Linked DNA regions of Mus musculus: region 2 is linked to region 1. The links are chromatin loops, found by intact Hi-C in ENCODE. Cell type or tissue: left cerebral cortex. All regions are shown on one strand. Each heading gives the region's core, and the rest is flanking DNA. Links, peaks and the distances in the headings are about the cores only. Region 1 holds the start of Scmh1 (sex comb on midleg homolog 1). Region 2 overlaps Scmh1 (sex comb on midleg homolog 1).

The links. Peaks named below come from ENCODE experiments on the same cell type or tissue, not always from the same donor. Only the 100,000 strongest peaks of a DNase experiment are listed, where the experiment ranks them.
Region 2: it touches region 1 in a loop (2.3-fold over the local background); 3 of 42 quality-filtered maps call a loop at or near these places.

The regions. Positions count from the first base shown.
Region 1 is chr4:120,401,405-120,410,076 of GRCm38, forward strand. It overlaps Scmh1 (sex comb on midleg homolog 1), which reads left to right and starts at 3,944. Exons shown (of 18, transcript NM_001379185.1): 1 at 3,944-4,052. In left cerebral cortex, for the core only: a CTCF peak has its summit at 3,793; DNase peaks (open chromatin) are centred at 3,594, 4,036, 4,234 and 4,912; H3K4me3 peaks cover 2,287 bases; H3K27ac peaks cover 1,372 bases.
Region 2 is chr4:120,515,399-120,524,070 of GRCm38, forward strand. It overlaps Scmh1 (sex comb on midleg homolog 1), which reads left to right. Exons shown (of 18, transcript NM_001379185.1): 14 at 1,488-1,679; 15 at 7,057-7,251. Among named protein-coding and RNA genes, the nearest start is that of Slfnl1, 12 kb to the right of the region's middle. In left cerebral cortex, for the core only: a CTCF peak has its summit at 4,414 (motif pointing left); a DNase peak (open chromatin) is centred at 2,143.

The sequences.
Region 1 (8,672 bases), core at 409-8,408:
GTAAACCTTTCAACAACTTGAGACAGGCATTTGATATTCCCCAAGGGAGGAGCTTTCTACTCTTTGTATTATTGTTTTGTGTTTGAAGCAGGGTCTCACTATGTAGCCCAGGCTGGACTTGAGCTGGGGATTTTCTGTCTCAAGCTCTCAAGTGTTGGGAGTGCCAACACACTTGAAAGTGAAGGAAACAGAAGGCGGGTCTGGCGAGGTCAGCCTCATACTTTGTAACCAACTGCTCTGCTCCACCACACCATGGGAGCCTTCTCAGCACCCCAACACATAGTCCCTCAGACTTTTCATCGCAGGCTACTCAGTGGGTTCCTGGTAAATGTGGATTACTTGTCCTGTGATGGTATATGCACCATGGTCACAGCAACTTGGGGAGAAACAGCCCATTATTGAGGGGAGTCAGGGCAGGAACTCAAGCAAGCAAGGGACCAGGAGGCAAGAGCCAGTGCAGAGGCCATAGAGAGATGCTGCTTACTGGCTTAACAGTTCTCATTTTCCTGAAGAGCTGTGGGCACAGGAATCTTCACGCTGTGCTCCCAACAAGGCATTATTATTCTTTTTTCCAACAAAGCATTATTAAGAAAAGGACACCTCAGTTCACTGACCCCTGAAAGGACCTTAGGGGCACCCTGAGGCTCAAAGTGCATATTACCATGGACTCAAAAAAAAAAAAAAAACCAATTTGGATGGCCTTTCCTTCAGTTTCTGTGTCACACTTTGTCTCCATATTTCCTCCTGTGAAATTTTGTTCCCCCTTCTAAGAAGCACTGAAGCATCCACACTTTGATCTTCCTTCTTCTTGAGCTTCATATGGTCTGTGAATCATATCTTGGGTATACTGAACTTTTGGGCTAATATCCACTTATCAGTGAGTACATACCATGTGTGTTCTTTTGTGATTGGGTTATCTCACTCAGGGTGGTATTTTCAAGTTTCATCCATTTACCTGTGAATTTCATGAAGTCATTGTTTTTAATAGCTGAGTAGTGCTCCATTGTGTAAATGTAACACATTTTCTATATCCATTCTTCTGTTGAGGGGCATTTGGGTTGTTTCCAGCATCTAGCTATTATAAATAAGGCTGCTATGAACATAGTGGAGCATGTGTCCTTATTACATGTTGGAACATCTTCTGGGTATATGCCCAGGAATGGTATAGCTGGGCCCTCAGGTAGTACTATGTCCAATTTTCTGAGGAATTACCAGATTGATTTCCAGAGTGGTTGTACCAGTTTGCAATCCCACCAGCAATGGAGGAATGTTCCTCTTTCTCCACATCCTTGCTAGCATCTGCTGTCACCTGAGTTTTTGATCTTAGCCATTCTGACTGGTGTGAGATGGAATCTGAGTTGTTTTGATTTGCATTTTCCTGATGACTAAGGATGTTGAACATTTCTTTAGGTGCTTCTCAGCCATTCGATTTTCCTCAGTTGAGAATTCTGTTTAGCCCTGTTCCCCATTTTTAAATAGGGTTCTTTGGTTCTCTGGAGTCTAACTTCTTGAGTTCCTTGTATATATTGGATATTAGCCCTCTATGTAGGATTGGTAAAGATCTTTTCCCAACCTATTGGTTGCTGTTTTGACCTATTGTGGTTTGCCTTACAGAAGTCTTGCAATCTTCTTTTTGTTTGTTTGTTTTTTGTTTTGTTTTGTTTTTTTGTTTTTTGAGACAGGGTTTCTCTGTGTAGCCCTGGCTGTCCTGGAACTCACTCTGTAGACCAGGCTGGCCTCGAACACAGAGATCTACCTGCCTCTGCTTCCCAAGTGCTGAGTTTAAGGCATGCCACCATCGCCTGGCAAGCCTTGCAATCTTATGAGGTCCCATTTTCAATTCTTGATCTTAGAGCATAAATATTGGTGTTCAGGAATGTTTCCCCTGTGCCCATGTGTTCGAGGTTCTTCCCCACTTTCTCTTCTATTAGATCCAGGGTATCTGGTTTTCTGTAGAGGTCCTTGATCCACTTGGACTTGAACTTTGTACAGGGAGAAGGAAGGTCCATCCAGAGACTGCCCCACTTGGGAATCTATCCCGTATACAGTTGCCAAACCCAGACGCTATTGCAGATGCTAGAAAGTGCTTGCTGACTGGAGCCTGATATGGCTGTCTCCTGAGACGCTCTGCCAAAGCCTGACAGATACAGAGGCAGATGCTTGCAGCCAACTATTGGACTGAGCATGGGGTCCCCAATGAAGGAATTGGAGAAGGGACTGAAGGAACTGAGGGGGTTTGTAGCCCTATGGGGGGAGCAACAGTGTCAACTGGCCAGACCCCTCCCCCCCCAGCTCCCGGGGACTGGATCACCAACCAAAGAGTATACAGGGAGGGACCCATGGCTCCGGCCATATATGTGGCAGAGGATAGCCTCGTTGGACATCAGTGGGAGGAGCGGCCCTTGGGCCTTAGGGGTTTGATCCCTCAGTGTCGTGGAATGTCAAGGAGGGAAGGCATTGAGTGTGTGGGTGGGTGGGGGAGCACCCTCATAGAGGCTGGGGGAGCAGGGATAGGATAGGGGGTTTTTGGAGGGGAGACCTGGAAAGGGGATAACGTTTGAAATGTAATAAGGAAAATATCCAATAGAAGAGAGAGAGGAAAAAAAATTGAAGTTCTAGTGTAGATGTGCAAGGATCTGCCGTGCTTTGGCTTCCCTTCATTCTCTAACATTAACAGCATCACCACCAGATTCCCAGAGCCTCTCAGACTCTTGATAGCCATCCCTGCCACACCTTTGCTCTCAGTCTCTCCTCATCCTGAGAAGCCTTTCTTTGCAGCTTCCTCTAGGAACCAGATTGAATGAGCTTCGGGCTAAGTAAGGGCTGCTTTCCCGGAACTCTCTGGTTCTGGTGTGAGTTCCATAGCTGTGATAAAGACCCCTACCAAAAGCAACCTGGGAGAGGAAATGGTTTATTTGGCTTACACTTCCACAACATTGTTCATCTCTGAGGGAGGTGAGAACAGCAACAGGGAGACAGGAAATGAAGCTAGGCTATGGAGCAACATCCTTTATTGGCCTCTCTTTATACCACCTAGGACCACCTCTGCCCAGGGGTAGCACCTCCCACATCAATCATTAGACAAGAAAATGCCCACCCAGACTTTGCCTATAGGCCATTCTGATGGAGACTGTTATGCAACTGAGATTCCACCTTCTGAGATAAGAGTAGATTTGTTTCAGGCTGATAAAAATCAACCAGCATTTCCCTTAACACCTGACCTCCAGGCAAGAGCACAGCCAGTAAAATTGTGTGATCTTGGAGACGTAGCTCTCCCCCCCACCCCCATGAACTTCAGTTTCCGCGGGCTAAAACATAACGTTCTTGAGACACAATTGTGTGTGGGGTGGGGTAGCATCATTGGAAGGACCCTAGCCACTGTAGTACCTAGCACGCTAACATTCAAAGCCTACTACGGGGCAAAAGTGAAGGCCTGCTTTTGTTAGTCTTGTTGCACCTTTTGGGGCGCACTGGTTTTCTCCTCATAGTAGTTTTCCTCCCGCCTGCGCATTGGAAAGACTAAAGGTGCGAAGGAACTCTTTTAAGATTACTCCACAGCCGGCCACCAGCTGGGTGGGGGCTGAGGGCCGACGGGATTCGAACCTGGGACCTCAGAGGACGTCATTCACTTGTCTGGGAGACGCGAGCAATCCAGTGGGTCGCGGCTTTTTTTTTTTTTTTTTTTTTTTTTTTTTTTTTTTTAGGGCTGGCGGTCGCGAGGCGGGGGGAAGGCGCGAGGGGTCGCCCCTTCCCGCCGCCCCGCGCGCGCGCGCGAGAGAACCCAACGGCCGCGGCGCGCGCCACCTCGCGGCAGGAGTCTCTGGCGGGCGGGGCTGGGCAGCTCTCGCCCCCGCCCCCCGCCCCTCGGCCGCCGCCGCCGCCGCCGCCGCCGCCTCGGTGGAGCCCCCCGCCTCCCGCCGCCGCCTCAGCCGAGCCGCTCTCCAGAGCCGTCGCCCGCCCCTGCCGGCGTCCTCGCTCGCTCCCTGCGCAGCGGAAACATGGCGGCTGGATGGGAGTGAGCCGCCCGCGCCCCGCGCCGCTGTCGCCCTCAGGTAAGCGCCTCACTGCCACCCCCGGCCCGGTCCGGGCCCCTCAAGGCCCGCCTTACGGCCACGGGCTGGAGCGAGTCCCCGCCCGGTGACCCTGGTGTCTGTGTCCGCGGCCCTCCGGCGGCCGTGTCAACCCGGCCAGAACCCCGGCGGCCTGCGCCGCATCTGCTCGGGCCCAGTGTCCGGCGGCGGCCTGACGCGTCGGGGTCGGTCGGGGGCGCGGCGCGCGAGTCCCCGCACAGGGCCCCTTCCGAGCGGGGAGCAGGGCTTGGGGCGGAACCGGGAAGCCTGGCTCGGGCCCAGTGCGGGGGCTCTTTCGGGCTGCTGGGACGCGTCGCCAGAGAGATTCGCCTGGGTCCCAGCAGCGGAGCACCGGGGGTCGTGAACACAGTGGGCTTGGAGCTTTCTTCAGGGGTCCCGGGGCTGGGGGCGGGGTGGGGGAGACTCACTTGTGTCACCTGCCTGGAGCCGGGCAAACACCCGGCGGCTACAGAAGGTTTCGAACCTGAGACAGGGAACGGCGGACAACCTTAGAGCACAGCAGGGGAAGGAGTTCCCTAGTAGATAGGTGAACCCCAAAACATACCCCAAAGCGAAGAGATCTGAGAGTCATCCAGGCTCCCCCTACTCTTATCCTATTCGGGAAGGAAGTTATCTTTAAAAATTCCAAATAATACCCTAATAATTTGGCGAACCTTTTAGGACGGCTCTCCGTCCTAGTCCTAATAACCTTTCTAAAGTAAGGCCGTCCAGTCTGGTCCTGGATGGATTTGGTTATAGGTAGAAAGGAACGGCTGTCTCTCGTCTTTCTGCTTCGTTTCCTCTTGGGCAGCTGTTAAGAGTGAAGATAGTAATCGTGTCCCCTGAGTCTTATTTTGGCTAACTCCCAATTCCTTTAGTCTTTTTCTTTACTCTGGTCTTTGATCCGCTCCTTTGATGAGCACTGGTTTGCCCATATTGCCCCCACAGAAGAGCTTCTTGTGAGCAGAGAGACCAAGCTCAATCATTTCTAAGGGAAGAGCTTTGACCCTAAAGGACTGACCTTAAATAAAAAGTACTCTCCCTTCCTCATTTTCGTACTGCGTTGAACTTAGCGGGTGGGGGTAGGGAGGGGAGAGGGAAAAGCTGTATAGTAGTAGCATGTGTTCCCCCAAGCTAAAAGAGATCATCCTGTTTTGTGGTTTCTCTTCCTTTGAAAAATTGAACACTTCATCAAGTGAGCTAATGTATATCAAAAGATTGTACAGTGTAATATATCATGCAGATAAAAGAGCTTATTATTTTTGCTCTAAAAAGGACTGAGACCTAGATTGGTGCCAAACTGCAATTTAATATTTGCTTGGAGAGAGAACTGCCTTATGACAATGAACTCTGCTTTTTTTCCCTGCCAGCAGAAGGCCTCAACTTGCTGTGAAAAAAACACTTTCTGTTGCTCATTAAAAAAGCATTCCTTTTTTTTCCTTTTTTTTTTTTTAAAGTTTAATTCTTAGCCTTGGTGGTACGTAGGGTTAAAGTACTTAAAACGGATCTTTTATTAGTTTTTTAGACCTTTGCCTAAGCATCCCTGCAAACAAGTAATTTCTTAAGCCCATTAGGGAAGTGATGGCTTTGTAGATAAAATGCTAAGATCTGTGGCTGGGACCTCATTCAAGATCTGAGCAAAGTTTCACTGTTTTTGTAACTAAGGCAAGCGCATACCAGCAGTCAGAACTGTGTTTATCTTTGTACTTATGTCTTTGTTTTTTGAATTGGTTAGTGGTTTTTAAGTTTGTAGCACATAAGTCAAAATTTTAAAGGTGTTGCTTTTTAATTGTGTGTGTGTGTGTGTGCGCGCGCGCCCATGGAGGCTAGAGGAATAAGATTTCTCTACAACTGGAGTTATAGAGAGTTGTAAGATAACAGTTGGGTGCTAAGAGCTAGGCTTGGTTCCTCTGGAAGAGAGATACATGATCTTAAACATTGAGCTATCTCACCAGCTCCACACATGTCAGATTTTAATTTCTGGAATGTTAGTTTGTGCAAATACTGTTTCACTTTTGTGTAACTTGTTAAAGAATTATATGGTGCCATTCTGTACAGAACTGCACCCTCCAGGGTAAGGATTCAAAACTGGGAAAACTCTGATATGAACATTACAATGAAATTTAAACTTGCTGTATTGTAACCTTTATACTTATATACTACCATGTGTCAGGCATTGAGTTATGTATGGTGTAGACTGGACACACAGATAAGTGGGACATTTGTAACATTGTGGAGCTGGACCAATGTGGTGCTTACACAGGCTAGCTCAATAAAAGTTAAGCACTGCATGGAGAGTGAGGGCTTTTGAACTAGCCAGGCTTTGAGGGAAGGCTATGGGGAGGGATGAGCCTAGGCTCTGGTGATGAGGGGGCCAAGAGGAGTAGAATATGCCTTAGAGAAAATAGAACAAATAAAGGAAAAGTAAGAGAAAAGGATTGACCCCCACAAAACCCACAACACTTTGTGACTGCCAATAATGTAACGGTAGAGATAAAATATAGTAAATTATGAAGGTCCAGCCAGGCAAAGACTGTGTCATGGTGGACCTTGTATATATAAATATTGTGAAATTAATTCAGTGGGGGATGTTCTTTAATCACTGAAGGCTTACTTTAAAAAAAAGTAGACATGGTTGAAGTAACATTAAAAATGGTTACAGAGATGAAAAAGTAAGAAATGAGTTTGAGAAAGCTTATGAGGTCTTATGTGTATGAGGGAATAATTCATGTTGTATTCAGGTCTTAGGCTTGGATAACCATAGGAGGAGGGTGTCATTAATTGAAACAGGAAACACTTGGAGATGGGTTTATTTTATTCTTATTTTTAGATTTAGCAATTTTTTGAGTTAGACCAGGGGACAAATAATGGAAGTAATGTGGAAGAAAATAAATTGTGGTTAGGACATAAAATATTAGTTTATTATTATAAATAATAAAGTCTGATGTGGACCTGTTCTAGGTGACAACTAGATATGCATGTATATGTGTGTGCGGGATATATATATGTGTGTGCGGGAAAGCTAAGTGAAATACAGCAGAAGCGAAGGTCATTGAAGTGGAGTGTGGCGGAGCTGTGAGGACAGCAGAGTGATTTAGGATGATGGGATGAGGAAAAGAGGAAGATTGTGACCCAGGTGCAGTAAAGATAAAGGATTAATTGAGGTGGTAGATGACACAGGAGGCAGTCGGGCAGAAAGTGGTACTGCCAGATGGCACAAACCTCAGAGGAGGACTTTTAAATGCAGGAGTGGATAAGTCAGGGTTTTTACCTTTTCCTTACAGGCAGGGTTCTCATCTCTTCATTTTTATTCAGGGCTCATATCAAATATTGTTTGCACCAAGACTCTTTTTTGAGTCTTGAAAATAAGGAAACATACCATATACTGAATCTTTTCTGCCCATATATAATGACAAAGGGATTTTTCTATGTTGCTTGTAGGTAAGTAGGAAACAATTAGATAAAGCAGTGAGATTAACCCATGGTTTTGGGACAATCCAGAAGAGTCTAGGCTTTGGATTTAGAAACACCAGGATTCACATCTAGGCTCTGCTATTTCTAACCTTATGCCTGTAAATACCCTGATAAATATTAAAAAAATAAAAATAAATAATACAAATAAGTTCTTATTTCATAGTTTCATAGTTTATTTCATAAACTTATTTCAAAGTTTACATAAAAAACATAAGCACTAGAAAAGCAATTGGCTCTTTATATAAGTAAAGTAAATGCTAATTTTCTTGTCTTTACTGTTAATGGGCTTATGCTCTGCTTGTAGAAATAAAGCTTTTCCCGCACACTTACCAAATTATTAGGCAAAATACAGTAAGTATTCTTTTATCCGAAGGACTAAATGAACAGTAGGAAAGAGCAGTCACTTTCAACATTTGGAAATAAGTTTAGTCTTCACACTCAAGATACATTTCTTTGGGCCCTGGAGATATTTCAGTAGATTAAATAATAATTATGTCTCCATACCAAGTATACTCTATCAAGTGTTTCAAATTAATTAGATTTGACACAAATTTGGGTATTTGTTTAAGTCAACAGTGGGCTATGTGGCTCGAGAAATGGACTGAGCTTTTCTGTGAGATCCTTGACACTATCAAATTTGGAATTGGTTCCAGATATATTAGTGAGCGATAGGTTGTACGTCCATCCTCTCTACCTACATCAGTTCACTATGTGTTCATTTATACACATTAATTCAGAAGTTCAAATTTTTTTATTATTGGATATTTATTTCATTTACATTTCCAATGCTAACCCAAAAGTCCCCCACACCCACTCCCCCACCTACCCACTCCCACCTCTTGGCCCTGGCATTCCCCTGTACTGGGGCATATAAAGTCTGCACGACCAATGGGCCTCTCTTTCCACTGATGGCCGACCAGGCCATCTTCTGATACATATGCAGCTAGAGACATGAGCTCTTGGTGTGTGGGGGTACTGGTTAGTTCATATTGTTGTTCCACCTATAGGGTTGCAGATCCTCCCAGCTCCCTGGGTACTTCCTCCAGCTCCTCCATTGGGGGCCCTGTGATCCATCCAATAGCTGACTGTGAGCATCCACTTCTTTGTTTGCTAGGCCCTGGCATAGTC
Region 2 (8,672 bases), core at 160-8,159, 110 kb after region 1:
GTCCATACTGCCAGTTCCCAGGCTCTGCTGGACTTATATAACCTGAATACCATATAGTATGTACCAAATACCTCTGCCAAAAATACCTAACACAACCTCTAAACTTTGGTCCACACACAGAAAATATAAGTGTTGCTTAAAGCCATTTCATAGGAAATAACATAGGGCCTATGTTGTTGCAGCAAAAGAATTTCCTCAACTGGCTCCAGAGGAGCTTTGACCTCCTTTCATTTCTCTGCCTCCTAAGCTTCTGGGCCTATAGGACCCATCCAAGAGAGCTGAATTCCAGGATAGAGGGAAAATGCGAGCTTGATTTAACAGTATGGTACTTTTTCTGCAGTAACTGACAATATTTTCCTGCTGTGTTCTATTTCTTTTCGGTTTTCTTAAGTCCAAAATCTTATTTTTACCCACCAAGGCTACAATGGCTTGACCTACCTTGTGCCTTCCAGTCTTTACTCTAATGTTTCCTTATAGTCCCCCCCCCCTTTCCCCTTAGCAAGCTGCTATGGTATTAAGGAACCAGCTGACAGGAAGCATAAACAGCCAAATAGTCCTTTTAGCAAATACCTGTTGAGCCTTTACTGTGTGGCAGAGGTTTCTGCCAAACACTAGCCAGGAAAAGGGAAAACAGACTCATGTCTGCAATGGTGGAAAAGAAAATCTACATACTCTATAGAAGGGTGACAACAGAAATGTTACAGAGGCAAGTCCAGACAGTCACTGGATGCATGGAGGATGGGTACTGCAGATACATTCAAACCAGGTCTTGAGGCCCAGACCACTCTCTGGCCTCCTTTGCAGCCGTCTGCAGGGTCTGAGGTGTCCTAACTGCCTGCAGTTGCTCTTCACCTCTACTGCCTAGAGTTCTTCCTCTTTAAAACTTTCTTGAGTGATTTATCTCCCCAGATTTCCATTTCCTCACTTCCCTCAAAGACACTTACATGAGCCTTTTGCTTTTTAAAAATTATGACAATATTTTGATAGAAATTAGTATGTAAAAATAACAAGTGTGAAACATTTCCCAATGTTGTCCAAATCCAGTATCCTGATGTAGATTGGAAATTGTATGTCTAGGCCGCTGCTAACAACAGCAGTATTATTTCGGCATAGCCTCCCTGTTGTTGGGCAGATTTCTTGTGAACACAGCACCCTAGGTGAGCGCACTTCCTGAAAGAGGCCCAGCCAGGTGATGAAGCAGATAGCATTATGTTCATAGTTGTTTGCACAGGTTGAGTCAGACCACACCAGAGCCCTGAGGGTGCAACAGACCTGGCCTGGCACTCCCATGATTACACGCCCTTTGGAGTTAGAGGCAAAAATCAAAGCCCTTGAGCAAGGAAAAGAGCAGGAAGAAAACAAGTGGGCAAGCAGCCTGGCACTGCCTTTTGTAACCTGCCAAGCCTAAGACACACATGAGCTGAGCTTCTCCAGCCGGCACGACCCATCGTTGTACAACTTACTTCTTTGTGTACTTGACTCCACAGCCGTGTTTGACCGGGAACAGCACACTCTGAACCTCCCAGCAGTCAACAGCATCACCTATGTCCTCCGTTTCCTGGAGAAGCTCTGCCACAACCTTCGAAGTGACAATCTGTTTGGCAACCAGCCCTTTACACAGACTCACTTATCACTCACTGCCACAGAGTATAATCACAACCACGACAGGTACCTACCAGGTAGGAGCTGGGATGGGGACTGGGCTGAGCTGTGGCTGTGCAGCCAGGAGCGCCTGCGAGCCTAGCACCCACACTCCGGAGATCTGGTTTCTGCCCTTTACCCTTGCCACATCTGGGTTAATCTAGGGGGTTTTGGGTTTCTGCCACTTTAAGTCTTCAGAATTTTGCTGTCACTCTAGAATCTCTCTTTCCTCTGGACCCCTGTCTCGAGAAGTTGTCCTATGGGTTCCTTCTGTGCAGCCCAAGAAGCCCCAGCACATCTCTCAGTATGAATCAGAGGCCTCATGCAGCTCTCCTTTGCTAGCTACAAGGTTTACTCTTAGGCTAGAGATGGAGGAAGTTGTTCCTTTTGATTGGCCATCCATTCTTTTCTTTGGCATGTGGCCCTAACTTCTAGCATTGCCAGTCTAACAAGTCCATTCAAGTTCCTGCTGTTTCCAACTAGGCTGGAAAATAACTTTTTAGTTAACATACCAGAGCCACAATGAGAAAGCGGATGCCACGTGGCTAGGTCAGTGACTAAGCACTTCCCAGAGTGCTTGAAGAATGAGTGGAGCTCGGCAGCTCTGATCTGGAATACAGGACACAGAACCGAGGGAGGGAGGAAAGCTTGGTCCAAACAGAGAGAGGTAGGTTGCTGTTAAATGGGAGGAATTGTTCTTTAAAAGACACCTGTGATGGTGCCCTGAGTAGAGAGGAGGTACGTCAGCCTGGGGCTACTCTGTCTATCTCAGGTTCGTGAGTCTGAAAGGTGCCTGGGGCTTCTGCATGGGTCTCACTCCCACACTCCCTTTCCTGATGTCTTTTCATCAGACTCTTAATGAAAAGACTTCTGACGAAAGTATCACTTCTAGAGAATGTACTCAGGGAAGAGACCACACAACCAGTCTCCTCTGACCCCTCTATACTTCTGCCACAAATGAGGATTGCTTATGTGATTTGAGGTGAAAAGATACCTAAACTACTCCTTTGCCTGCATGTCAACCAAACATCTGGGCCCTGCAGCTGTCTCATGCCTCTCAGGTGGTTCTTTTCTTCAGAGGAAACTTCTTAAACTACCTGCTCTAAATTGCTTTTTTTTTTTTTTTAAACATCAGAACCTATAAGAACAGTCCTTCAGTTAGAATGTTGTATTGGATAGGCTGGAGTTGGAACAGACAAAGACAACGTGTTAAATATTCTCAGCCATTGTCATTTGGGAGCCCTGGGCTCTGTTTCCCTAATGAAAGGCCTGACTGGAAATCTGAAAGAGGAGGTGCATGAGAGGGAGCTGCACAAAGAGAAGAAACTTAGAACACTGCCCCTCATGAACTGGGAAAGTACAGCGGCTGCTGGGGGCATGCCCGCAGTGGGCCTCTAGTCATGAAGAAGAGTAGGGGTACCCTTTCTAGCTGTGACTGTGTCCCATCAACCCCATGTCAGACAGGCTGCACCAACTCTGAGCCTCTCTGCCCACCAAGCTGTTCTTCATGGGAGGTTTCAGCATGTTGTCTACTTGCATCCTGCCTTCTGTTTACTTCTTACTAGTAGTTTTAACTGTGCCCAGACAAGCCAGGCCTTTGTCTAGACTTCTGACTCCTCCTCTCTGTAGCTTGTCTTCTCTGCCTGCCTGTTCCTCTGCTCTGATACCTCATTGGCACCTATATTTTTCTGGTTATTTACCGGCCCTCTGCAGAGCCCCATTAGTATCTGTAGCTTTTTTTGTTTGTTTTTCCTTTAAACCTGTTTTGTTGCCATTCCCCCACATTTCCTGGAGCCCTTTCCCCTTCCTGCCTTGCCACCACCTTGCCCTACGACATCTGTGGACTTGGCTCAGCTGACCATGTACTTACAATGTAACAGAGAACCATCAAAAGTTCATATCCTGTTAAGTTTCCTTACCTGAACTGAGATTTACTGTTCTCACTGCTCTATTTTAGAAACTTTCAAACCTATAGAAAAATTACAACAAAAGTAAAACGCATCTTCACGAAGAGTCACTTTTAACTTTTTGTAGCATTTGCTCTGTTGCACTGTTCACACATATACTGGTATCTATATATTTAATACATATCTATGTACATGACTTTTGTTTATTTAACACACAAGAATTAACTGCAAGTGAAATTTTATCTTGATTGTTTGTTTTGGTTTTTCAAGACAGGATTTCTTTGTGTGGCCCTGGAACTAGGACTATAGACCATGCTGCCCTTGAACTCACAGAGATCTACCTGCCTCTTCTTCCCAGGTGCCACCATGGCCCAGCTAACAAGTAAAATATTTTTCTAGGGGCTGGAGAGATGGCTCAGTGGTTAAGAGCACCGACTGCTCTTCCGAAGGTCCTGAGTTCAAATCCCAGCAACCACATGGTGGCTCACAACCACCCATAATGAGATCTGACGCCCTCTTCTGGTGCATCTGAAGACAGCTACAGTGTACTTAGATACAATAATAAATAAATCTTAAAAAAAATATTTTTCTACATACCTCTTTTAAAGAGCATAGAATACAGGCACATACCTGTAATCCCAGCCCTCAGGAATTTGAGGGGAGAGGTTCACACGTTAAAGGGTAGCCTGAGGTACACAGTGAAACCCTGCGTCAGAAAGAGTGAAGAGGGAAGAAGGGAAAGTGGGAGGCAGAAAGGGTGGTGGAAGGGCAGAAAGAAGAACATTAATTTTTGTATTCAAGAAATGTAGGGGCTGGAGAGATCTACATGTTGTCTCACAACCATCTGTAATGGGATCTGATGCCCTCTTCTGGGGTGTCTGAAGACAGCTACAGTGCACTCATGTAAATAAAATAAAGAAATAAATCTTTAAAAAGAAAATAAATGTAAATAAAATACTCCTGGGCTATTATATCATCCAGATGAAAAATTTCCCAGTCATCTCAATGATGTCTATTGTAGCTGTTTTTGTTTTGCTTTGTTTTCTATAATTTAGAATCCAGTAAGAGATTTTTATTGGATCATTTGGTGCCTTTTACTCTCCTGTCTATTAATCTTCTTTTATCTAGAGCTGTTCTCTACTCTTTCTGTCTTCTCTGATTGGCATTTTGAAGAACCCAGTCCAGGCATTTTAGCTTTAGGTCATCAAACATTTATAAATCCTCACTCTTTGACAGATTCCATATTGGATTTTAGGAGACAGAGGTAATACAGACTCACTCAACTCCTGCACTCTGAAGCTAAGAGAGAAAGCATGGATCAGAGATGCTCCAGCCCAGCTGCTTATGATCAGCAAAGAGCATGAAAGGCAGTGGATGAGAGGACTCCTGAGTGAGAGCAGGCTAACAGTAGAATCCCTTCTGCAGCGTTACGTGTTCTGGGTCAAGTACCAGGCATGTGAAGGGGCTCCTTTGGATTCCCTAAAATAATGGCAACATGAGGCAGGACATTTATTTTAATTCAGCTAGTTACTATGGCTATTGACATTAGCTATGATTGGAATCTACCTTGCATTAACTTCTAGATCTGCTGCTTTGAGATTTCTGGGCTGCCATGTGCTAGGGGAAGTAGTTCCTTTGTTCCCAGTACTCAGTGACTTGAGTTGTTTCTGGCATAATCATCCATCCATCCTCAGCGCCCTTTTTCTGGGAGTCAGCTTGCTTATCTATCCAGACAGAGATGGAAGCTCTCTAGCCATCGTGGTAGTGTAAATTAGCTTTTCTGCTGTGATGTTGGACAAATGAGGCTGTGCCACTGCTCTGCTGGATATCAGCGGGCAGAAATGAGGTCCTTGCTGTGTATACACACCATCAATAAAAGGCAGCTCTTCTCTAGATCTTACTGCAAGGAGGTACCTTACAAGCATTCCTAGTGGAAGGTAGCAAGCAAGTGAGCGAGGAAAGGGGAAAGGGTGGGAAATAAATATGGAGAAAAGTCATGGGTAACAAATACTCCCAGAGGAACCTGGGAAGACAGGCAAGACTCAGAGTACAGAGAGTAGAACATGGGGGACAATTTGTAAGAAGACAGATTTCAGCTTTAAAAAAAAAAAAAAAAGAGGGCATTTTAGCCATTAGAACTCTCAACAGTGACATATTTGCCAAAAATCTTCTACGAGAACAGTCAGTCATTGAGGGTGGGTAGATGAGCAGTTTTTTTCAAGTAGAGGTCAGAGAACCACTGAATCTAGAGAATATTATATTCCGCATGGCTTATTCAGCCTGCTTTCTAATAGAACCCACGACCACCAGCCCAGGAGCGGCACGGTGCACAGTGGGCTGGGCCCTCCCCCATCAAAATGATCTTATGGAGGCATTCTCAACCGAAAGTCTCTCCTATCCTATAACTCGAGGTTGTATCAAGTTGCATAAGACTAGTCAGTATACCATCCTAAGCTTTAGGTTAGATCCACAACCTGGTGACTGGGTCCTGCTGTCTGATATTGTCCATAGAGGTGCATAATTGTCATGGGATTCCCTTCTCAAAGGCTTTCAGATGTTCACAAACCCCTTGGAAGGCTTCCTGTGTGTGGATAAACGTCTCAGGGTTTCCCACAGTGTAGTAAGAAGCAGTCTGCTAAGTGTCAGAGTCAAGTTCTTACCCTGATCTGAGTCCCTGTGCCTGAGCTCCCCTGGCTTCTTGGAATGTTTCTGTGGAACAAGGTCAGTACAGATAAAGGACTAGGGGCATCGAAGGAACAGGTTCTCTGCAGACAGGCTTCTAATCAGCTGTCATGGAGTATTTCTGAGATGTCCTGCTGATCAGCATCTGCTTCTAAAGAACCCTCCTGTCGGGATTTACTGGCTCAGTAATTAAAAGCACGTGCTCTGAAATAGTGAGGATTTGAGTTTGAATCCCTACTGCCCACGTTAAAAAGTAATTGTGGCTATATGTGCTAGTAACTCCAACATTGGGGGTCAAGGACAAGCAGATCTTGGGATCTCACTAGCCAGCTAGCCTAGTTCAAAAAACAGTGAACTTCAGGCTCAGTGACAAATCCTGTCTCAAGAGAATGAAGCAGAAAATGCTAGAGGAAGACACTCAGGATCCTCTGGCCTCGACGTGTGTGTGCATGGGCACACACATCCAGAAGCCTCCTCTGAGCATTTGCATCCTTCCCACAGCCCTTATCCTCATTGTAGCATCTTAGGACTAAAGAATTATCTTCCGCCTAAAGTAACTCTATTCCTTTTCAGTTGTCCTTATCCAGAAAAGGAAGAACTACTACTATCTCAGGCCAAAAGGAACAGTCTAGAAAGAGAGTCCAGGGAGGAATCCAAGTCCTGAGCTCCTGAGCCAGAAACAGGAGTGATACACAGGTGTCCTGAGTCCTTGTAGGGCTTTATGTCTTGCTGCCTCTTGTTCCACTCAGGAAGGTACCTGGAGCCAGCATTCTGCCAGTCCCTCCAAGCTAGTCCCTACTTTAACTCTGGTTTTATTATTTTCCAGGTGAAACCTTTGTCCTGGGGAATAGCCTGGCCCGGTCCTTGGAGACACACTCAGACCTGATGGATTCTGCCTTGAAGCCTGCCAACCTTGTCAGCACATCCCAAAACCTTCGGACTCCTGGCTATCGGCCCTTGCTTCCCTCCTGTGGCCTCCCATTAAGCACTGTCTCTGCTGTGCGTAGGCTCTGCTCTAAGGGTAAGCTGATTAGGGCTCTGTGGGCCTCATGACTTTGCCCTTCCTTCCCTTGTTCCTGGGATCAGAGAGTACTAAGGGGAACTAGTTTTGCTGCCCTACTGGGTGTTAGGACTGGGGCTATACTCACCTTTGTGCCTTGCCCAGCCATCTGCGATGTTATTGGTATTCTGGGCTTGGTTTAAAAACAAACAAACAAACAAACAAAAAAAAACCCCATAAATTGGGAGCCAAAGACTTAGAACAAAAAGGGACAGAATGGAGCTAAAGGCAGAGCATAGAATCAGCCGCATGAGGACTGTATGGCTTTGGCATTGCTGAAACAGTGTCAGAGTTAGGGCTTATAGTATGGAAAACTTCCAAACTGATGAGTTTAGAGTTGATCATGCTGGCAGAGCTAGGCTACCAGTGGTAATCAGAGGCAAGACACAAACAGAACTCTATCTGAATAACGGAGTGCTGGCTTGAACCTGGACTTGAGGGACAAGACTAGAGAGAATGGGCCAGAACCGAAGTGAAAACAGCCTGAAAATTAGGATAGTGTTAGAAACTTCTCACTAGATTAATTTAGAAAAGCTTGAAGACAGTGAGGAAGGAGGAAGTGGGGACTGTCTCCTAGGTTTACAGTGAGGAAGGAGGAAGTGGGACTGTCTCCTAGGTTTAGAGATCTAGATACAGTTTGCTGAATGGTGCCATTCACTACAGAAGACCTAGAGATGGAAGGGAGGGAGGGGCATGAGTCATCTTGGAGTAGACAGCAGACAGCGGCTGGTGCAGGTCAGATTCATAGGAAGAGTGCAGTGCTTAAGGGTTTGGGACCATTCATCAATTACTGTTGAAACTTTACAAGTAATGAGTTCCCAGGAGGAAAGGTGGGATGAGAAGAGCAGCTTACCAAAGATGGGTGCCTAGTAGGCCAAGTGGGAAAAGTGGGAGCAGAAACAGGGGATTGCACAGCAGGAAAGGCCCCCAGTGTGAGGAGAAGGGGGCATTGGTTGGATGGTGGCTGGACACTCCAAGAATGTTTAGCAGCAGACCTGAGGAATACCTACACAACTCAGTAATTGGTAGGTAGTTGGTAATCTTATCAAGAGACATGGTGAGGGTATTGCGATGAATTGAGAAAATATCAAGGGAGAATTGATCAAAATAAAGACAGGTGAGAGAACCTGTGAGTCCAAAGAAATTCTTATTGAGTACAGCACTTGGGCATGATTGCCAATAGATAACTTGAACTTGTGAGAGGTTAAGGCAGAGAAGAAAGGAATGGTGGGAAGTAGTGGGAGTCCAGAGCACAGGCTATGGATTGGAAGATACACTTTCTTTGGCACAGGAAGAAGACTGCCAGCACTGAACATCGAAAGGACTGAACAGGGAGGGAAGGCTTTAGGAGTGGGGAGAGAGTAGACCAGTCATATAGACAA